Regions from separate parts of the Homo sapiens genome. Here all the other regions are linked to region 3. A link is a loop called in an ENCODE intact Hi-C map of the cell type or tissue named here. Cell type or tissue: PC-3. All regions are shown on one strand.

Region 1 (8,000 bases), 910 kb before region 3:
AATAATTAAAAGATACTTGGAAAATTCCAAATATATGGAAATTAAATAACACATTTCTAAATAACATCTAGGTCTCAGGATAAGTCTGAAAAAAATTTATAAATATTTTGAACTCCATAAAAAGAAAATAAACTTACTGCAATTTGTATGATGCAGCAAAATAATTCCTAGAGGGTAAGTTGTAGCAGAAAATGTATACGTTACAAAAGAAGAAATATTTAAAATCAGTATTCTAGTATCACAAATTATGACACTAAAAAAATTGTAAATCCCAAATAAGTAGAATAGTAAAAATTCGAGAATTAATAAAATTCGAAACAGAAAATCAGTGAAAAGTATGCTATTAGACAACATCAATAAAACTGATAAGCCTCCAACCAACTAACCAACAAAAAAGAAAGGAGACACAAATTACAAGTAACAGAAATATTACTACTGATTTCATGGATATTAAAATGATAGGGAATATTGTGAATGAAACTATGTCTATAACTTTGATAACCTAGATAAAATGGACCAATTTTTTGAAAACACAATTAGAAATAAAACTAGAAGAAATAAACAATCTGCATAGGCCTTTATCTATTAAATAAATTGAATAAACAATTAACTTTTAAAACAGAAAGCATCAGACCTGGTGATTATGTGTCTGGAATTGGTGGGCTCTTGGTCTCACTGACTTCAAGAATGAAGCCATGGACCCTTGTGATGAGTGCTACAGTTCTCAAAGATGGTGAGTCCGGAGTTTGTTCCTTCTTGCTTCTGGTGGGTTCACGGTCTGGCTGACTTCAGGAGTGAAGCTGCAGACCTTTGCGGCGTTACAAGTCATAAAGGCGGCGCCGATGGAAAGAGTGAGCAGCATTAAGATTTATTGCGAAGAGTGAAAGAACAAACCTTCCACTGCCTGGACGTGACCCCACTGCATTGCCATTGCTTGCTGGGGCGGCCTGCTTTTATTCCCTTATCTGGCCCCACCCACATCCTGCTGATTGGTCCATTTTACAGAGAGCTGATTGGTCCGTTTTACAGAGCTGATTGATCCATTTTGACAGAGTGCTGATTAGTGCATTTAGAAACCTTTAGCTAGACACAGAGTGCTGATTGGTGCGTTTACAGTCCTTTAGCTAGACACAAAAGTTCTCCACGTCCCCATCAGATTAGCTAGACATAGAGTGCTGATTGGTGTGTTTACAATCCTTTAGCTAGGCACAGAGTGCTGACTGGTGCATTTACAATCCTTTAGCTAGACACAAAAGTTCCCCGTCCCAGAAGCCCAGCTGGCTTCACCTCTCACTGGCACTGGCTGCAGGACTTTGTGGCACCTAGCCCGCGCACTTCGGCAGCCCAGATGGAGCTCATCTCAGACAACCAAGCGGAAAAGAGGGGAAGCCAGAAAGAGATGGAGACCCAACATTGTGGCCAATGAACCCGCGAAGAGGGAATGGCGTCCACGCATGGGACCCAGCCTCTGATCAAGCCCAGCAGGTGCCGGCTGGCCACACAGAGTGCGGGGCCCACCGAGCCAGCGCCCACCCTGAACCCGCACCGGCCGGCGAGCGCAGCATGCAGCCCAGACTCCGGCCTGTGCCTCTCCCTCCACACCTCCCTGCCAGCAGAGGGAGCCAGCTCTGGCCTCGGCCAGCCCCAGGGAGGGGCCCCCACAGCCAGCCCCAGAGATGGTCCCCCACAGCGCAGCTGCGGGCTGAAGGGCTCCTTGAGCGTGGCCAGAGCGGACGCAGAGGACGAGGAGGCGCCCAGAGCAAGCAAGGGCTGCTAGCACGTTGTCACCTCTCAATTAGCGGGGGCTACCCCAAGGTCCACAAGCCTACCTGGTGAGGGAGTCATGAGTAAAAGTAAGGTTATATTCTAGTTATTTAGAAAATATTTCTTTCATTCTTTAAATTTTTTATCTGCTTTTTTATATTGCTAAAGCACTACTAATAAAATACTAATTCGGTTGTACTCAAACTTTTTTTCTACTAAAAATAATCTAGGTGAATGGTAAATTAAAAAAAATTGGGAAATAAACGGCCTGGCGCAGTGGCTCACGCCAGTAATCCCAGCACTTTGGGAGGCTGAGGCAGGCAAATCACAAGGTCAGGAGATTGAGACCATCCTGGCCAACAGGGTGAAACTCTGTCTCTACTAAAAATACAAAAATTGCCCGGGCGTGGTGGCTCAGGCCTGTAATCCCAGCACTTTGGGAGGCCGAGGCAGGTGGATCACGAGGTCAGGAGATCGAGACCATCCTGGCTAACATGGTGAGACCCCACCTCTACTAAAAATACAGAAAAATTAGCCAGGCATCGTGACAGGCACCTGTGGTCCCAGCTACTTCGGAGCCTGAGGCAGGAGAATGGCATGAACCCGTGAGCGGAGCTTGCAGTGACCCGATCTCGGCTCACTGCAAGCTCCGCCTCACGGGTTCATGCCATTCTCCTGCCTCAGCGATTCTCCTGCCTCAGCCTCCCCCAGTAGCAAGTGCTGGGATTACAGGCATGAGTCACCATGCCCAGCCCATGAGGGCCTTTAAAAGATGTGAGGTTGTAAGGATCCCTTCTGTAATGAGCAACGTTTACAGATCAGAGATGTTTTACTTCTTTTTTTTGAGATGGAGTTTCGCTCTTGTTGCCCAGACTGGAGTGCAATGGCGTGATCTCAGCTCACTGCAACCTCCATGTTCAAGCAGTTCTCCTCCCTCAGCCTCCCGAGTAGCTGGGATTACAGGCATGCGCCATTACGCCCGGCTAATTTTGTATTTTTAGTAGAGACTGGGCTTCTCCTTCTTGGACAGGCTGGTCTCGAACTCCCGACCTCAGGTGATCCGCCCCCCTCGGCCTCCCAAAGTTCTGGGATTACAGGCGTGAGCCACCGCGCCCGGCCCCATTTTGATAATCTTTTATTAGGAAAAAAATATCATGAACATTACCTGAGTTTTCTTATTTAATGCAGCATACATCACTGCTATTCCATTAAAACAGACAATTTTCTCACATTTTCCAGCAGGTGGCAGCACAGACTCGCTATTTGAACCAAGTTTACGCTTCTAAATAGGCAAAAAGAAATGGTAAAAAGACATGAATACAGAATATTTAGAAACATTTTGGGGCACTATAAAACATCTTTATAAAAATGTTAATAGTGGCAAAAATCATGTTTTCATTATTGTAAATCATATTTGTGTAGGAAAAGTAAAATTCAAGATCATGGTGAGTTACCCTTTGAATTAGAACTTTTCTTAGAATCATCTCAGGCACATTTAATGAAGCTTTCTTTGAGAGACTATTAGTGTTTAATAAATCTAAAATAGAATAAAAGTTGCTTTGAAAATCTGCCTTAATTAGTGATACATATCTTTTTTATTGTACATAATCCTAATACTACGTTGGATATTTAATTAAAGAATAAAACAACATTAGAACTCTTGCTTTAACATGAATTCTACTCAGTAGAATTGCCATATGCAAGAGAAAATATCTGCATTACCCAAACTAGCTTTTCTCCTCTGTTCTCTAACATCGCCGTCCAACTGATTGTATCAAGTGGTAAACTCGATTTTTTCAAGCTGTCCGTCTCCCTCTTCCCCATTCCATGTATCAGCTCTTGTCATGTCTTACTAATCTCTTACCACTTACATTTTATGGGATCTGTCTAATCTTTTCTATTTCCCTGCCACTTCTCTGATCTGAGCCACCATATTATTTAGATAACCTCTTTGTCTCACAAAACATCCACCAGCCTCAGTATTTTACTATTACTGTGCATTGGAGTGAGAAAAATTTCTGTAGCAAAAATTATGTTATATCCTTGCCTTTCTAAATCTATGGAAGGCTTTGTCAGTGCTCCTTAGATAGAGTTAACCTCCTTTACTCAACAAGTTAAGATAATTTGTTAGGTGCTGGAGTATAAATAATGAATAAAGAAGAAATTGGCCTCAACTACTGAGTGTAAGTATTTCAGGGAAAATTAATGAAAAATACATATAAAATTAATATTAATATAAAAATTAATATTGTAGTTTGACTGTGTTAAAGAAGTTCAGCATGTTAAGGGAGCATAAAATAAAAGAAAGTGGTCCAAAAATTCTCTCTGAGCAATGCTATTTATGTTAAGGATTCCAAGAGGGAGGAATGAAACAATCGAGGAGGGAGAGAAAAATGAATGGGCAAGTAGAATGGGTGGAGACCATGACACTGTGTATGAGCTGTATCCTCCTATGCAGCTTGAGTGACATGCTGAAGAAGTACTCGCTTATATTTGAACTTTGTTGTCATCGAAGAATTGATTCATGGGAAATTCCCTGATCAGATTTGTAATTTAGGAACTCAAATTGCATGAGAGGAATGATTTGTGGCTGGGAGTGAGGGGAGTGAAACACAAAACAAGGAAAGGATCTATCTACTTAAGAACATAGTTTTTAAGGCCTTTAGTGGAGTTGTGGAAACAGTGCTGAGGAATGAAAAAAGTGTAAGAATGATAAAGTATTTCAACAGAAGAAATTACATTGCAGAAAGGACTCTGTAATGAGTCTTAAGATTGTAACCTGTGTAGGCCGGGTGCAGTGGCTCACGCCTGTAATCCCAGCACTTTGGGAGCCCGAGACGGGTGGATCACGAGGTCAGGATATCGAGACCATCCTGGCTAACAAGGTGAAACCCCGTCACTACCAAAAAAAAAATACAAAAAATGAGCCGAGCGTGGTGGCGGGCGCCTGTAGTCCCAGCTACTCGGGAGGCTGAGGTGGGAGAATGGCGGGAACCCGGGAGGCGGAACTTGCAGTGAGCCGAGATGGCGCCACTGCATTCCAGCCTGGGAGACAGAGCGAGACTCCGTCTCAAAGAAAATAAAAAAATAAATTAATTAAAAGAAGATTGTAACCTGTGTAATGTATAGAACTGAAATGTCATTACTAAACTAGTAAATATAGAAGAACCAACAAGATGATTGATTAATACAAGCTAATTTTGTATATTTTGAAGTTGAGCATCCTGTGAGACTGCCAGTTGTCTATCACAAACAGAATTTCGATAAAAGTTTGAACCTCAAGATGGAGTGATAGTTCAGTATCTAGGGCTTAGTGGAGGCTGGAGCTAACCACAAGGAGCTGAGGTACCAGTGCTGTGGTGAAACGGGAAAAGTTCCCTTATCCCCCTCGCAGGGCGTGAGATGGGGGTGTAGCTCATGGGGGTGTACCTCACTTCTTCGGTGCCCCGTTGTTCAAGCCTCTAAGGGAAGCATGCAGACGGGCCGGCTGTGAGGCTCTGATCCCATAGCAGCGTCTAGAGGTGAATGTTTACAGCTCCTGAACCCCCAGTGGGCATGTGTTACAGGGTGCTCTTTTAGGTTAGCTGTCTGGAGGCGGCTTGTGTTAGCTCAGTTAGATCCCTGCCTTATCACAAGGACAGAGGGCTTTCTGTATCCTGGGGTTTCTTGCCTTGATGTACCAGAAGAATAGGATCACCCGTGGGCTTGGAGAATGAGTGCAGGGTTTTACTGAGTAGAAGTAGCGCTCAGCAGATGCGGGAGCCTGAAGGGAGATAGAGTGGAAAGGTGGTTTTCTTCTGTATTTGGGCTGCTCAGCGGCTGGGCTCTCCTCTGACTGCCCCGGCCGAACTCTACATCTTCCCACTGGTCCATGGCCTGCCAGCCTGCTGGTCCCTATTGATGTGCCCTTACGCCAGCGTGTTCCTCTTGATGTTCAGCCACTTGTGTGTACCCACTAGGGTGTTGGGGTTTTTATAGGCACAGGATGGGGGCGTGGCGGGCCAGGGTGGTCTTAGGAAATGTAACATTTGTGCAAGAAAACAACTGTCTGTTTTCACCTAGGTCCATGGGCACAGGTACTGGAGTGGAGCCCTAGCCAGGCACCCGCCCTTCTCTACCCAACACTTCCCTACCCCTCTCCCGTATCAATGGAAGTAAAGATAGTGTGCTTCAAACTCTCTTTTCAAGACATCTGGCTGCGAAAAGATTAAAAATATAGAACAGAAACAGTGGAGAAAATGCCTGTGTTTTGTTTCATATCTTGAGTTTCGTTTCATATCTTAGGATGGGAGGAGCATAAATCTTAAATACTGAGGTCAAAGAGCCAGCGAAAAGTAGTGGCTAAAGAATCATCACGAGTACATATTCAATGATACAACATCCCACAGGTGTGGGAGGCACGCAGGTGATAGAGAACACAGGAAATGTGATGTTGAGTGCGAGAGCAGCCGCCAGCCTCTTCCATATGGACATGAGGGGAGGATGGGTGAGAAGGTGAAGATTTTTGTAGGTGAAAAACAAGTTCACTTTGGTTTCCCACTTTTAAAATAGAAAATGAGACAATCAGCTGAGAACAAACAAGATGATTGTAGTTTGGGGCACGTTAGTAAACAAATGAAACTTTATAAGTCTACTTCAGGGAAAGAAAAAGAACTGAGTAGAAGCACGAAGAAGGACTAAATGCAAGAAACAAATCATATTTCAATTCTAGATTATAGAACATTAAAGTCAGCTTTCAATGCCGTGAGAGACAGTGAGGTCATATAGTGGATAATGGGTGTTAAATATTTCAGAGGTGGTATATTTTGGGGTCACCACCTCACATAAAAAGACTGGTAAGTTTACAAAAATATGTCCTACTACTCCTTTACAAAGGGTAACAAAAAGCACAAAACACAACAAACTAATATCAGAGATTTTTAATAGGAAATTTACAGTAAAATTAGAGTATGAAGAATATGTTTGAACAATGTGTTAAACAATATACGTTTAAAGCAGGATGGATATATAAGAATGGCACAGATATAAATATTGTTTAGGAACTTATAAGAACATTGATGTTATTAAGAGGAAAACTTGTGCACCTCACAATAAACTTCAAAATCCTACTGATCAAGATAAAAATAAAGAGAGATGGAAGTGATAGATTTCTCACTCAAATGCTGTGCAATTGCCTAAGAACCTTTTCCTTTTCTTTCTCAGTCTACCTCTTCAGTGATAGATTGCTCTACAGCAATCTCTTTTTTCCTCATCTCAATCAACCTTCCATTTTTCTCCTTTGAGTACTTTGGGCCCCAACATTTTCCCTCTTTGGTCAATTTGACCTTCTTTCTGATTTCATATTTCTTTCTCTTTTTTTTTTTTTCTAACTTGTTACATTTATGTGTAACTACTCTGTACTCAGCCTGGTGTTAAATCAACTTTTTAAGGTGTATTATATTAAAGAGCAATATTATAATGATTTAAATACTATTGATTGTTTTGCCTGACTTTATTCTGGAACTCAAGAAACATAAACAAATATATTTTTTTAAAAAATCATTTTTGTCTCAAAAGACAAAACTGTGGACTACAGCAGAGAAAATAATTTAATTTTGCTACACTAGTAAAATTCATTTCTTTTTATTGAAGATAAGTTTTGTAAAATCAGCAGACAAAAAAATCATCTGGTTTATGAGGTAAATGATGGTTTTCTTTATTTATAAAACACATATTTCTTTAAAATGCTTCTCCATTTTTATTTTTTCACATACTGAACTAGTCTGTTCTCATGCTGCTAATAAAAAGATACCTGAGGCTAGGTAGTTTATAAAGGAAAGAGGTTTATTTGACTTACAGTTCCACATGGCTGGGGAGGCCTCACAATCATGGCAGAAGGTGAATGAGGAAAAAAGTCACATCTTACATGGTGGCAGGCAAGAGAGCCAGTGCAGGGGAACTCCCTTTTATAAAACCATCAAATCTCGTGAGACTTATTTGCTATTGTGACAACAGCACAGGACAAACCCGCCCCCATGATTTATTACCTCTTCCCAGGTCCCTCCCACAACATGTGGGGATTATAGAAGCTACAATTCAAGATGAGATTTGGGTGGGGACACAGTCAAACTATATTGCATACTAAAGAAGAAACTATGTATATCCTTTAAGTTGCCAATATATTGACATACCTGTTTGTTTATTGACTTGTCACTGTTCACATATTCAAGATGCTTGGAAATAACACTCCTTTAACC
Region 2 (8,000 bases), 890 kb before region 3:
CTTCCTCATAGGATACTTTTTTGTTGTTTTATTTTTTCTAATTTTAGCCTTTCTAAAACAAGAAGAATATTAATTTGAAATTAGAAGAAAATTTTTCCTAATAATCTACTGGCTGTGTATCAGTGTATTAGTCCATTTTTCTACTGCTATGAAGAAATACCCAAGACTGGGTAATTTATAAAGAAAAAGAGGCAGCCAGGCACGGTGGCTCACACCTGTAATCCCAGCACTTTGGGAGGCCTAGGCGGGCCAATCACGAGGTCAGGAGATCGTGACCATCCTGGCTAACACGGTGAAACCCCGTCTCTACTAAAAAAACACAAAAAAATTAGCTGGGCGTGTTGGTGGGTGCCTGTAGTCCCAGCCACTCAGGAGACTGAGGCAGGATAATGGCGTGAACCCAGGAGGCGGAGCTTGCAGTGAGCAGAGATCGAGCCACTGCACTCCAGCCTGGGCAACTGAGCGATACTATGTCTCAAAAAAAAAAAAAAAAGAAAGAAAAAGAGGCTTAATGGACTCACAGTTCCACATGGCTTGAGAGGACTGACAATCATGGCGGAAAGTTAAGAAGGAGCAAAGGCACATCTTACATGGTGGTAGGCAAGAGAGCGTGTGCAGGAGCACTGCCCCTTATAAAACCATCAGATCTCATGAGACTTATTTACTATCACAAGGACAGCATGGGAAAACCTGCCCCCATGATTCAATTACCTCTCACCAGGTCCCTTCCATGACACTTAGGGATTATGAGAGGTACATATCAAGATGAAATTTGGGTAGGGACATAGCCAAACCATATCAATCAGCAAAATGAATCAATTTAATCCAATTAGTAATTCCTAGCCTCTTGCCTATCCAAGCTTCTTGGGCTATTTGATATTGCACTGTCAGTTTTAACTAATCAAGGATTTTGTCAGTGGCAAACCTGAGAGGTCTGTTGAAAGGAAGTGGGCTAGAAGCTGGTAATGCTGAGCTATTTATTACATGGTCATGCAAGTTTGATCCCAAGGAAAGGACTGAGAATAAAACTGTGTGTAAAAGAATCCTATACTGCTTTTTCAGTCTAAGAAAAGTTCAGCAGAGAGATAGGAGAGTTCTGGAGCCAACACTGATTGTTAGGAGACGCCCATGTCTTCCCAAATTAGGCCAGGTAAGTGTCCTTACCACTTTCAGTCATTGGCTTGATTAGTCAGTGAGAAATTTATCTTCAGTGCAAATGTGGCTGATAAATTCCAGAGTACAGCAGCTAGGGTTCTTGGTCAACCATGCTCCCATTCTCATGACCACCAGTGTCCACTCACGCTTGCTGTAGAGCTCAAAATCTCCACACAGGTTCATGGATCAGTTCCATGGTTACCTGGGACATATTTAAGGAAAAATATAGGAAAACATTACTGCTTTGAAGTTAACCCTACTGATGCAGTTGATCTAAAAATATCTGACTGATACTCACCCTCCTTCCATCATTATCCATTTCAAACTTTTTCCAACCTTGCTTGGTAGTGTGAGTGTCAAACTTTCATTCTTGAAGTACCTGATTCTGCAATAATCATAGCCTTCTTCTTCACCTAGGGTTGCAGCATTCACAGTTAAAATGAGGCAAAGGAGTACCAATGGAACAAGAAGCACCCAAGTAGATCACCCGGGTTTCATACATATTTCTCCCTGCTCCATTGCATAATGACAACCGTTTTTCCTTTTACTGATGAAGGTCAATTATTCCTGACATTCTGTGACTCCTCTTTTTGCCTGGTGATCCCTGGGCACATGAATTTTGAAGTTACCCTATTGGTCTATAGTTAATTTAAACTTAACTATAACTTATCGTTAAATGGGACCCTTGTTATGCCCCCTGCCCCAGTGCTACACTGTGTGGGATTCAAGCCTGTGGATCAAGCATTCCTTAAGCATGTATGTGGTACTAATAACTAAAGCTCTTTGTGTAATGAAAGCAAACCCGTATAAGAATCTATCACTCGGCCGGGCGCGGTAGCTCACGCCTGTAATCCCAGCACTTTGGGACACCGAGGATGGTGGATCACGAGGTCAGGAGATGGAGACCAACCTGGCTAAAACAGTGAAACCCCGTCTCTACTAAAAAGATAAAAAATTAGCCATGCGTGGTGGCAGGCGCCTGCAGTCCCAGCTACTCGGGAGGCTGAGGCAGGAGAATGGCTTGAACCCAGGAGGCGGAGCTTGCAGTGAGCCGAGATTGCGCCATTGCACTACAGCCTGGGTACACACAACAGAGCAAGACTCCGTCTCAAAAAAAAAAAAAAAAAAAAAATCTATCACTCTAAGAACAAAACTTCTGACCCTTCCAACTTCAGAATTTTCTGAGAAATAGATGCCAACAAAGGATTAAATAAAATTAAATGTGTGAACCTTTTATTAGAAAAAAAATCTGAGAAAACGTGGAGAGAAACCTGGGTCTTGGAGAGCCATCAGATTGTGTTTCTAAGTGTAAAGGAGATAGAAAAAGAAGGTTGGTGGAAGCTTTCCAGATAGCAGTGCAATCTAAGAAAAGTTTATCAAAGCTATCGAGGAGTTTGTGAGTCAAAGATGGCTGTCAGAAATGTCCTCCTGTCTCCTCAAAATAAGCCTGTTTTTGTACTCATAGCATACTCGGTTATTGGCTAGCAGTGAGATGGTAGAAAGCATGGCCTTGGGGAAAACATGAAAATGGATTTTAAAGCATAGTAACTGGGGCTTCTGGTCAACCATGCTGTCTAATGGGAAAGTCAGGCAGTGTATTCTCATTACTGACACACTTGTATTCTTATTCATTAATTGAATAGTTCCTGCTGATAATCAATACTTATTTGTTAAATTACTAATCAAAACGTTACAAAAATGTATTTGAACTTATCTTTTTAGAATTGTACTTGAGCCCATTGATCAAATGCAAAATAAATCCACAATTATATTTTATAATGACTTATTTTCATTTTACCATTTGTCCAATTCCTATTCCCCTTCTATTACCTAGCGTGGTTTTAAAACATTTTTGGTGGTGGTTCTTGCCTTCATTCACAGAGCATGATATATTTTCATTACTGATGATGTTCAAAATAGTTTTTGTGTAAAATATGTGTATGGGCAAAAATATAAACTCTGCACATAGATGAACTCTATGCTATATTGAAAAGAAATCAACATGAGGAGTGAGGTGTGTTCACACAATTCTATATATATTATTTTAATATCACTTATTTTTCAACATTTAATATTTTATAAACTATTAGGGCATATTTCGTCAAGTAAATATTAAATTTATTCTGACAACTTCCATGAACCATCAACCTCTATTTTCACAAAAATCCAACAAATGTTATTATAAAAACTTATTAGAGATTTTTAAATAAATCTTTTGAAGTACAATTTTCTTAATATCAAAACACGCATACATAATAAATACATGCTTTTAATGGTATATATTATTTAATAGTATGAGAACATTTTACTGATTTTATAAACATATTAATATAAAAAGAATAAATTTTAATACTATGAAGTGTCTATATCTATAGCCATATCTGTCTCTATTTCTATATATATAAGCACACACATATACAGACATACATTTTATTTATTCCCTGGGAAATTTCTTGAAGAAACCTAAAATTATACTTAATGAATAAGAATTAGTCTGTAACATTTGCAATGTTGTTATGCATTATATTCAATACATGATACATTTCCCTCAAATTTCACTAGATGGTGCTATGTATTAAATATAACAAATTTTATGTTTAGTAACAGAGTTCATCGTAATAAACTATCTATTAACATGCTATTATATTTATGACTATAAAACAGGAAACTTGTATTATATGACTGTTTTTATTCATTTATGGGCCTCTTTCATGAAAAGACCTACCGACACAAGTGATGAGAAGGCAAAAACAGAAAGTGAAGACCTCTTTCCCCTAAAATGACTGTTGAGGTTGTTTAATGGTGTGTGAGAGCTTATCAAATTTTCCCTGGCTCACACCCACCTACTGTGTTATCACTTATCTTTTTTGATGGCTAATTAAGTTATAATTTATAAATTCCATATAAAACGTATTTTCTAAGATGTGCAGTAATTATTGATATATACTAATTGACCATACAGAATTAATCCGATCAACCATTAAAAAATTCAGGCACTTATTTTTAAATTACATATCACAAGTGTTATCAGATCAAGTTGTTGGGATCCCTGTCAAAGAAGGTCAAATGAAAATCTTTGAAGATCATAGAAGCATAGTCGTTACTTTCTAAATATAAGTAAGCCTATCCTAGATACAAGGCCTTATAAACACTCAGAAATGATAATCTCATAATCTTCTTTTGCTTTTGTTTGAATATATGTTTTATTCCTTATCATGACTGTCTCTAGTATGTTTAGTTTAAGCCAAACTTGTTTATAGAAAAAATTCATTTTGTGATTTACATCAAGAATTTTTAGCCTCAGTACTGCTATTGATGATAGAGCAAAACATGGTCACTGAAAAGTACAAATAGACAAAGGATTATGAAAACGCCTGGATCCTACCATGTAATATACCACTTCTTGGTCTACTGATTCAGATATGTTTATAATCATGAATATAAATGCACTCTAATTCAAGCCTAACCTGATTAGATCTGCATAAACTTTCAAAGGTTAATCAAGTCAAGTGAAGTGCAGCACAACTGTATATGTAGGTTCTCACCCTTAGCAGACTTTCCATATGAAGTGGGATTGCATTTCTTTTACTTTTTCCTAACATCAAGTTATGAATGCATGAGCCTTTGTCAGTTCACTTATTAGAAATTAGTTCCACCTGAAGTGTCTGCCACAAGTTCTTCTGCAAATAACACTGGTAAAGTTAAAACTCTGAAAGGAGCAGTTACCGTATTCTTCTGACCTTGGCTAATGTTGCATTCTCACATTGGAGGGGGCTGCTCATTCTTCTCAATGCTTGCCAGTTGAAACTCTTTGGAACTAAGTAGTCACAATTTCTGCCTAAGGTATTCACTTCTGAAATTCATGCTGACTTTGCTGATGGTACCGTGAATGCTGCTGATGTTATAGTTACTAACAAAGAAGTGGTTTGGCATTGCTCTTTCTTTGTAGTCTACTTCCACTTTGCCAAAAAATGTATAGCATCCCTACCACCATCACCAATATCAACAGAATCATTCCAACCTCCTTAGTTATTAGAATCTGGCTTATAGAAAAAAGGAAATTTCTCCATATCCCCACTACTTCCAGGTTGACCTTTTATTTGATGTTAAAAATGGAAGTATTAATTTTATCAGATAAAAATTAATAACAAACATTTAAGCACTCCTCAAGTATTTGGAAATTAAGCACAGCATTTTTAAATAACACATTGATCAAAAAGAAAGTTTTCAGAAAACTTAGAAAATATTTTAAGATAAATAAAATCACAAATGCAACATATCAAAATTTGTGAGTTGCAGATAAATCAGTACTGAAACAGAAACAGCAAAAAATCCATGTTTAAGAAAACAGGGCCCCAGTCAATAATCCAAGTATACAACTTAGGAAAATATTTAAAGAAGAATAAATTAAGTCCAAAGCAAGTGGAATAAAGAAAATAGTAAATATAAGAGCTGAAAGTATTTAAACTGGAATCAGAACAGCAAGATAATAGCAGTGAAACAAAACCTGCTTCTTTGAAAGAAAAATTGACTAATCTCTAGCAAAACTGACCCCACACATAGACACAAACACAACACACAAATTATTCATATCAGTAATGAAAGGAAAAACATCCCTGCAAATATTAAAAGATAATAAGTAAATACAGGTAGAGTATTCTTTATCAGAAATGCTTGAGACTGAAAGTCATTCATATTTTGGACCTTTTCAAATTTGGGACAATTTGCACATACCTAATGAAATATCCTGTGGATATGACCTAAGCCTAAATACAAAATCCACTTGTGTTTCATATACACTTTATACACAGAGTCTAAAGATAATTTTATATAATACAGGTCGAGCATCTCTAATCCAAATATTCAAAATTTGAAATACTCCAAATTCCAACACTTTTTGAGCAACAACATTACACCACAAGTGAAAAATTCCACACTTGATCTCATGTGAGGTGTTTCAGTAAAAATGCAGTCAAAACTTTCTTTTATGCACAACATTACTGAAAATACTGCATAAAATTACCTTCAGGCTCTGGGTGTTAGGTGTATATTAAACTTAAATGAATTTCGTGTTCAGAGTTGGGTTCCACTCCCAAGATATCTGATAAGGTTTGGCTCTGTGTCCCCACCCAAATCTCACCTTGAATTGTAATCCCCATAATTCCCACGTGTCAAGGATGGGACCAGCTGGAGGTAATTGAATCATAGGAACCGTTTCCTCTGTGCTGTTCTCATGATAATGAAAGAGTCTCAAGAGAGCTGAGGTTTTATAAGCATCTAGCATTTCCCCTGCTTGTACTCATTCTCTCTCCTGCTGCTCTGTAAAGAGGTGGCTTCTGCCATGATTGTAAGTTTCCTGAGGCTTCCCCCACCATATGAAACTGTGAGTCAATTAAAACTCTTTTCTTTATAAATTACCTAGTCCTGGGTATGTATTCATAGCAGCACAAGAACGAACTAATACAATATCTCATTATATATATGCAAATATTCTCAGATCTGAAAAAAAACCAGTATGAAATCTGAAACACTTCGACTCTCCAGCATTTTGGATAAGGAATTTTGTACACCCTTTACATAAATTCACGTGTGGAAAATGTATATACATATGAAAAAACATGAATAGATAGGGTTTATATAAGTAATTAAAGGCTAATTTATTATTTATAATATTTATGATAATTCACCATATTAACAGAAAGTAGAAGAATAGCACTATGATCACCTCAATAGATTTAGATAAGACTTTGGCCAACATCTGATCATGATAACAACTTTCAGTAAATTATGAATAGGTGATTAGTTCCCTAAACTATCTATCCTAATGCAAATCTGCAAAAAACCTACAGGTAACATCATATTAAATAGTGAAAGATTGAACAGTTTCACTGAAAGATGAGTGGCAAGGCAAAGAGATCCACTTTTACCAGTATCATTGAGGTGATACTGGAAGTCTAACCTATTAAAATACAGGAGGAAAAAGTTATTTATGAACTGGAAAGGGAAAATAAAAATTTCTCTAATCAAATACATTTTGATTGTCCATGGACTCTACACAAAACCTCCAAGAAATGATGACAGTTCAGCAATGTTTTCAGATACAAGCTCAATATACAAATTTCAATTGTATTTCTAATTATCAACAATGAATAAATAATTCTAAAATGTGTATTTAAAAGCAGAGAATTTAGAATAGCAAAAATAGTTTTGAAAAAGAACAAAGTTGGAATAGTTACCTGATTTTATGATTTCCTAACAGTAGCAATAATCAAGACATCATAGCATTAGTGAAAAAAATAGACAAAGCAACCCATATAGTATGGAATAGAGTTATAAGATCAACACACATATGTATAGTTCATTGATTTTCAACAAAGATGCCAAGGCAGTTCAATGAAGAAAGGAGACTTCGACAAATGTTATTGGAAAACTAGACATCTATATGGAAAAACAAAAACAAACACAAAAACATTACTCATACTTGACACCTTAGAACAAAATTATATCTACATAGATCACAGACCTAAATACAAACTTTATACCTATACAAATTAGAAAATAAATTTAGGACATTTTTGTTGTTTTTTTCGAAGTATTTGTTGGTTTTTAATATTCTAATCTGGTGTACTATAGTGCAACTTCCTTATCCATTTTCTCATAAAATATATTTCAGTTTTTCTCCAGGTTGGGACTATTATGCATGATGCTGCTTTGAACATCACAATACAACTTTTTATGTTAATATATTTTCTTTTCTGTAGGATAAATGCCCAAGAATTAAATTTCTATTTCAAAAATTGATTTTAATTTTAAAATGTATGTAAAAATGATTTTTCCAGGGTCAG
Region 3 (8,000 bases):
AGCAATTCCATAGCTTAAATTTAACTCAAATGTTTATTTTATATTTTCATTCTCTTTATTGTGTACACAAGTAATAACTTTTATAAAATGAGAAAATAATATTTAAAAAGAACAATGAGTAAAGTCTACTTAAATACACAATTGACTTATTTACATAAATCCAATTCATAGAATATAATAATAGAAGAATGTTGCCTTTCATCTTTTGAAATTGTATGCTACACAATTTTCAGATTGTGAACCCAGGGTGTTCTTTCATGTTTCACTGGAAGAGGACAAAAACACTTTCTAAACATTACTTTTTCTGTTGCCTAAGAATAAGAGTTTAATTATTATGGATATCTTGACTTCTGATAACAACATACAATTAAACTAAGAGACTAACTTTTAGATGATGAAGAATAGAAAATGTTCCTAACTTTTGCAATATACACACATCTGTAGATAAGTAGGTCATTGGCACAATGTTCATCATGTATGACTTATCTCAATGAAAGGTCATGTGTCTTAGAGGACACGTATAAGATAGATATAATATTTTATGGATATATAATGGATAAAAAGACTAGAAAAAACACTATGGAAATACAGAGGAAGAAGCGATTAAGTAAGTCACTTTGGGGAATTGGAGGAAGGCCTCACCATGAAGATAACATTGAACTGGATGTATGTTTAGGAAACTTGCCTTTTGCATTGTACCTTTAACTAAAAGTTTAATTTGTTATGTAAGTCTTATGTTTCCTCCATACTTAATTTGATCTAATAGCAAAGGTATAAAACTGATACAGGGAGTGCTTTATTCTAAGAGAAGTTTTGTAATAAAAACTTCCTCTTGGTGGTTTTAATTCAGTGAACACAAAGGAATTCTCTAATACCCTTGTTTAACCTGGCAAAATCTAAAAGAAAACGAAACAATAACTTTCCTCTGAAAGCTTAAGCTATGACCAGTCTGTCTTCATATAAATCCTATTGAAAAATTTCATAAAAATTCCTACTTCAAATGGAGGACCAAGCAAACTTAAAAAATACCTGAAAAATGAACCAAAAAAATTGTGAATAAATGTTTACACGATGCATAATGAACAATGTGCAAGAGAACAAGATGCATTGGAATAATTCTAGATTGTGAGTTATTTTGACTGTAGGGAGACACTCTAAGGAAGGGCTTATGTCTACTTCATATTTTTTCTCCATAGCACTATAGTATGTGTTGCACATGGAAAACAGTCAAATAAGTTGTTTTTTTGGATGTTCTCACGGTTGTGTAATCTTAGGATAGTTACTTCCTTGTTCTTCAGGAATGTATAAAGACAGATTTTTGGCACCCATATAACTAAATGCTATGGATCAAGATTAAAAATTAAAAATAAATAAATTGATCCCCTGTATATTTCCAAATGTTGTTTGGTAATTGTACTAACACAATCTATGCAACTAAATTATTTTATATTCAGATGCTTAATAATAAGAGTAGGCAAATGCCACATAATTAAATATTTGTGATAGATCAGATGCTTGGTGAACACCCTGCAGGACATATTAAAATTCCCGGATGTCTTCTATTGTCAATCAAGAATCATACATCACTGCCTCTGCTTATCACCGATTGCTGTGTCATTGAGGGATGCAAACTTATTTTAATAGCTATAATCTTAAAAAATTATAATATACAACCATTTTACAAAAAGTCAATTGCATTTATTTCAACTTACAATAAAGCTGTCAAAACCAAGATTATCCGTATCAAGCACAGCTATACATTTTTTTTTAACTATTATTTGAGATCATCTCTCTGGAGATCATCTCCACATAGTTGAGTAAAAGTAATAGCTTTTTAATTTTATATGCACAAATAATACTCAAGAAGATGCTGTTCAAAAACTAATTGCTTATTCTACATATTTAATATGAATGTTATTTTTAGACATCAAAAGAGACATATCTAAAATGATAAAGAATTTAAATAATGCCAATGACAACGTAAGGTTGATTAGTTGTCATGCAAACTTAAATGCCAAACTTTACATTTGTCTGGACAGAAATAAAATACTTTGTTACAACTGCATCTATAGGCTATAAAGAAAGTAATTGGTAAGGTACACATTTGTTGAGAAATAGAAGTGCATAGTTCAACAGATAAATTGGTACATTTTTAAGTTTGTACATTTTGACTTCATAACAATGAAATTAACATAAAAAGACATTTACTGAACTATTACTGCCATCAGTGGGTATTATATTAACCTACATAGTGAATAAATCATTACTGACAGGTTTTACTGAATGATATTGGCTTTTTTATTAGCAGAAATTTTACTGAAAAATTCCAAAATAATATAAGATATAATACATCTTGGTAAATAACATTTTTAGTGTTACATAACTTAGAAACTAAATATTTGTGCTATAAAGAATTCACTTAGATACCAAGAGAAAGTTATTCGTTTGGAATCAGTCTATAGTCAACACACAGAAATACATTTCACTTCCTATATATATACCTATGTGAAAAATTTAGGCTATAAGGTGAAAAATTTAGGCTACAAGGATAAACAGGGGGATATTTTTGTAAATATAATTATCTTTTTGACTATTTTACTGTATACATCTTACCTCTATTAATCTCCACTATCCCTTCTAGAACAATTTTTCTTTAGAACATTTTTCAAAAGTTTGAGTATCCTATAAAATAATACCATGTATATTTTATGTTTAAGAAAATAAGAATAGCATTAGCTATAATTTTCATGTTTCCATATACTGAAATGGGATATAGCTATTATGATATAATAATAATATACAAATACTAATAAAATTATAATAAAAACCAATAAAATCTATTAATCAAATAGCTACATGAAGTTATGCCTGTTTAAATGGACAGATTCTCCTTGATTCTTCATAAGGAAGAGAGGAGAAGTGACCTAGTAATAGTCTGTAGGAGGAAATATCAGATAAAATGTGGATATCTTCTATCAGATTTCCCTGGGCAATATAAATCCAAATTCTATCCTCATAAAATATTCATTTGCACTAAGTAGGATCTCAAATTTCTTTATTCAAAAATACTTTTAAGTTTGACGTCACCTGACTACAGAAAAAAATACTCTTTTTGTGTCATTTTTTGGGGGGGACTAATAAAAATCAGAGAGGTATTTCTAACTAGCAGTCCCTCATTTTTTCTGTAGCTCCCACGTACTGAATTTAAGGAGTTCCACAGTTTCAAACAATTATTTGATGGCAAAATTATATTTAAAACCTAGCATGTCTTTCTTAAGAAATGAATTGATTCAAAATAGCACTTACCTGCTCTTCTTTCCTTTATCTAGAGACACGTCTTCCACAAAATATGACTAATCTTTGATGTTAGTAGAAATTACTTTTTAAGAATCCTAGATTTGGGGGAAGAAGGAAGGAATGAAAACAGGGTTTTCAACCTAAAACCAACCTTGAAAATTTGTATAATATTAATAAGAGTTAAGAGAATCATTCCTAACACCGTCCTTGGTTCAAGGCATTTTTACTCTTCTAGCACCCCCTGGTGGATTTTTAAAGAAATTCTTACCTACTGAAAGAGTTGGATAGTATGCTGCTACTGTTCAAGTTTTACTCTAAATATATAGATTATATGTGTAGTTGTTCTACTGCCGGATCATAATTATTATTCTGGTGTTTTAAAAGTAGATTTTTAAGAAACAATGAACAACCAAATATTAACATGATTATAAGCAAGGTATTACAGACTGCATTTTTAGGAATCATTGACCATTTCTTAGCATGTCCTTACAAAGAATTAAAAGTTTATCTAAAAAAATAAGAGAGGGAGATAACATGCTGCAGTTATTAAGCAGAATCAAACTATCCTACATGTTTTTTTAACCTTAGGTATTTAATTAATAACATTAATAAAAATAAGGCATATGTATGTATACCTGTGAGCACTCCACATGAATGTAACTACTATAGCTAATCTACACGTAATAACAGTTTTATCCTTAAAAGATACCTATGGGACAACTACTATTACAATGGGACAATTGGAGCATATAGAGGTAAGGGAATAAATCTATTGGCACAAAATTAAGAGGCAGAATCTATATTCACTGATTCACTTCCCTCTGGCTTCTAAATTTGTTTATTCTGCAGATGACCGATACTCAGAACAATGGTTTTAATAAGTGGATACAATTTATAGAAATATCAGGTTTTGGTTCTATATATAATAGGAACAATTTTTTTAAACACTTGTGATCATCTTTTTCAATAAAAATACTTTTTGAAAACATATCCCATTCAATATGTAAGCATTAATGTCAATTGTGGGCAAACCATTGCATCAGTTGAAAACACAAAGATGAATCATTTATATTTTTACACACATATTTAGGATTCATATATAGATGGTCTCCAGCTTAGGATGACTCTTATTATTTTTCAACTTTATGGTAATGTGAAAGCCATACACATTCAGTGGAAAGCAGTAGGATACCCTCTTTCTATGCTGAGCAGAGCCAGTGAACAACACCTCCCAGCCAACCACCGTGATCTTGAGGGTAAACAACTGATACACTATAGCAGGGGACCCAAACCCCTGGCCACAGACTCGATCTGTAGCCTATTAGAAACTGGGCTGCACAGCCGGGTGCGGTGGCTTACGCCTGTAATCCCAGCACTTTGGGAGGCTGAGGCGAGCAGATCACGAGGTCAGGAGGTAGAGACCAGCCTGGCCAACATAGTGAAATCCTGCCTCTATTAAAAATACAAAAAAATTAGCCAGGCGTGGTGGCAGGCACCTGTAATTCCAGCTACTCGGGAGGCTGAGGCAGGAGAATCACTTGAACCTGGGAGGTGGAGGTTGCAGTGAGCTGAGGTTGCACCAGTGCACTCCACCTGGACGACAGTGTGAGACTCCGTCTCAAAAATAAATACATACATACATACATAAAATAAAATAAAAAAGAAACTGGGCTGCACCGCAGGAGGTGAGTGGTGGGTGAGCCAGGGAAGCTTCATCTGTATTTACATCTGCTCCCCACCACTTGCTTTACCACCTGAGCTCTGTCTCCTGTCAGATCAGCTGCAGCATTAGATGTTCATAGGAGCGCGAGCCCTATCATGAACTGTGCATGTGAGGAATCTAGGTTGCACACTCCTTATGAGAATCTAATGCCTGACGACCTGTCACTGTCTCCCATCACCATCAAATGAGACCATCTAGTTGCAGGAAAACAATCTCAGGACTCTCACTGATTATACATTATGGTGAGTTGTACAATTATTTAATTATATATTACAAGGTAATAACAGAGATAAAGTGCACAATAAATGTAACTTGCTTGAATCATCCAGAAAACGTCACCACTCCCACACTAGTCCATGGAAAAATTGTCTTCCACAATTTGTCCCTGATGCCACAAATGTTGAGGACCGCTGCTGTATAGCGGACTATGTTGCCAGATGATTTTGCCCAACTGTAGGCTAATTTAAGTGTTCTGAGTATGCATAAAGTAGGCTATGCTGCATGTTCAGTAGATTAAACTTATTAAATGCATTTCTGACTTGATATTTTCAGCTTATGTAGGTTTATCAGGATGTAACTCCATCTTAAATCAAGGAACACATGTATATTTAAATATAATGAAAGATAATGATAATTTATTGACTGATAAGGTATGCATATAAATGTCAGTTTCCTCATCAGACTACGTTATGTTAGTCATCTATACTTCTTGTCCTTCTCTCTCTGTAGATGAGAATCAAGCTGCTGTAAGGACTGACAATAAGAGGAAGTCACTTTATGTAAGCTCCCACTCTGTTTACTTCAGATATGCCTGAGGAAAGAGCCTCTAGTGCAATACATAGACCAAAAGCCTTAAGAATCAGATTCATGTTCCATGCTCTGCATCTCAGGAGCTCCTTACTCTTCCTTATCTAGGGTAGGCCTAGATATTTTATAAGATTTTCCAAGTAGATATGTAATCTTTCCTTTATAATAAAAATAACTCCTTCCATCTGTGCCATCTCCTTTCTACTCCACAATAGATACAGGTATGTTTCAGTAACTGAAGGGATGGGCGTGCATTAGTAATGTGGGGGGGTGTGCACCAGACCCCTGCGATATCTAAAGAACAAACAAGGGCAGGATTGAAATAGGAGAGCCTGTGTTCACCAAACATGACAAAGGGCTGTGATGATATCACTTCTTCTTGATCACCCTGCTCTCCCTTCTCACAACACACGTTAACAACTTAATACTTCTTATCCTCCCAAGGATTTAATTTTGCTGTCCTTTGTTAAACTCTTAATATATTAAATTTTGTATTTTTCTTGGTATTATGATGAATACTAGTTATTTTACGCTACCCTAATACGGTAGTTAGACCACCTGAATTCCTCACTGGTGATCATGTTGTTATTCTTTCGCTAAATAAACTTAAACTATAGTGTCTCCTCTCCCACGCTGTCAATTTCTATTCTTATTGCTTTCAAAAAACCCACTTATATAATAACTCTTTAAAACAAATGTACAAGTTTGTTAGATGTATGTACAGATTGAGAAAATATGTTCTCAACAATATATGCATAATCATTAGGTTATGAAAATTGTGATTTCTAGTTAGTCTTATACTGAAGTCTTTTTTAAAAATTTGATTTTTTTGTACCTCTTCTAGATGGGTAAAGTAGCTTTGTAGCTAAGAAATATATGTAGATTTATGATAATATGAAAATTATTAAAACAATACTATAAATTCAGAATCCTTATGTTAACATCGATAAATGCAAAAGTACCTGTAGATAGACAAATTTGAGGATTCTTTTAAATTGTTATTTGCAATTATTATGGTATATAATAAACAATTTTATAGGGTACATGTGATATTTTTGATACAAGCGTATGATGTATAATTATCAAATCAGTGTAATTGCGGTGTCCATCACCTCAAGAATTTATTATTTCTTTGTGCTGGAAACATTCCAATTCCACTCTTTAGTTATTTTGAAATACACAACAAATTATTGTTTACTATAATCACACTAAGCACTGATACATACCTAGAAGTGTTTTAGATGTTATTTGTCTTACACCACTATTATACATAAAGAAATTAAAATTCAGGAAAAGTGAGTTGTTTGTAATTATCTCATAGCTGAAAAGAGAGTCAGTTTTAACGTGAGCCTTTGATTTTAGGATTCTTTTTATGTGTTGCACTAAACAAAAATGTAAAGAACATTTGGGAACCATAAAATAAGCAATAATATCATTTTCTAACATATAAAATGCTTCATTCTTTTTTGAATATGTTTATATACATTCAAGAATATGTATATCTAGTATATGTATGTGTGTGTATCTATATACACAGACACTCATAATCAGGTATTTTTGTCTCCGTACTCATAATCAGGTAAATTGCTATTAGTTTCTCTTTTTGGGGATCATAAAATTCACAGTATTGTCACCACTTTTTTCATGAATATAATTATATGTCGTTTGGAAAAGTTCATGGCTAATTTTCACAGCAGTTCTTGCAGGTTGATGTTTCATGACTGATATTGACAGTCTTGTGCATACTGGTATATACAAATAGCATAAGAATAACTATGATAAGTGTAAACATTAAATAACATAGTCAGTTCTTACTATTCACAGATTCTCTATTTGTGAATTTGCCTAATCACTGAAATATATTTGTTACACCCAAATGAATATTCTCACCCTTTGCAAATTTCTGAAAGTACAGAACAATAAAAAGTTTGAGTCACCTGATGTGCAAGTACTCAGCTGAGGTCAAAGAAGGAAGCAACACTGCCTTCTTGTTTCAGTTCTTATATTATAAACACATATCAATTTCACAGTATAGTTAGTGCTACCTTTTTCACATTTTTCCTGCTTATTAGTGATTTCACTGATTAAAATGTAACACAAGCATAGTGCTAAAGTTCTTTCAAATATTCCTAAGCAAAAAAAAACAAATGAACAAACAAACAAACAAAAATAC

Evidence for each region. Hi-C counts contacts between places; a loop is a spot of excess contacts. Peaks named below come from ENCODE experiments on the same cell type or tissue, not always from the same donor. Only the 100,000 strongest peaks of a DNase experiment are listed, where the experiment ranks them.
Region 1: a loop joins it to region 3, with 6 times the contacts of the local background. A loop is called at or near these places in 63 of 110 quality-filtered maps.
Region 2: it touches region 3 in a loop (5-fold over the local background); 66 of 110 quality-filtered maps call a loop at or near these places.

The regions. Positions count from the first base shown.
Region 1 is chr13:84,893,319-84,901,318 of GRCh38, forward strand. LOC105370290 (a long non-coding RNA gene) reads right to left here. Exons shown (of 8, transcript XR_007063929.1): 2 at 2,930-3,046. Among named protein-coding and RNA genes, the nearest start is that of SNORA107, 110 kb to the left of the region's middle. In PC-3, CTCF peaks have their summits at 3,011 (motif pointing right) and 3,211; a DNase peak (open chromatin) is centred at 3,013.
Region 2 is chr13:84,913,733-84,921,732 of GRCh38, forward strand. No RefSeq gene overlaps it. Among named protein-coding and RNA genes, the nearest start is that of SNORA107, 130 kb to the left of the region's middle. In PC-3, a CTCF peak has its summit at 3,715; no DNase peak of the experiment used is centred here.
Region 3 is chr13:85,803,225-85,811,224 of GRCh38, forward strand. No RefSeq gene overlaps it. Among named protein-coding and RNA genes, the nearest start is that of SLITRK6, 7.8 kb to the left of the region's middle. In PC-3, a CTCF peak has its summit at 3,538 (motif pointing left); a DNase peak (open chromatin) is centred at 3,537; H3K27ac peaks cover 328 bases.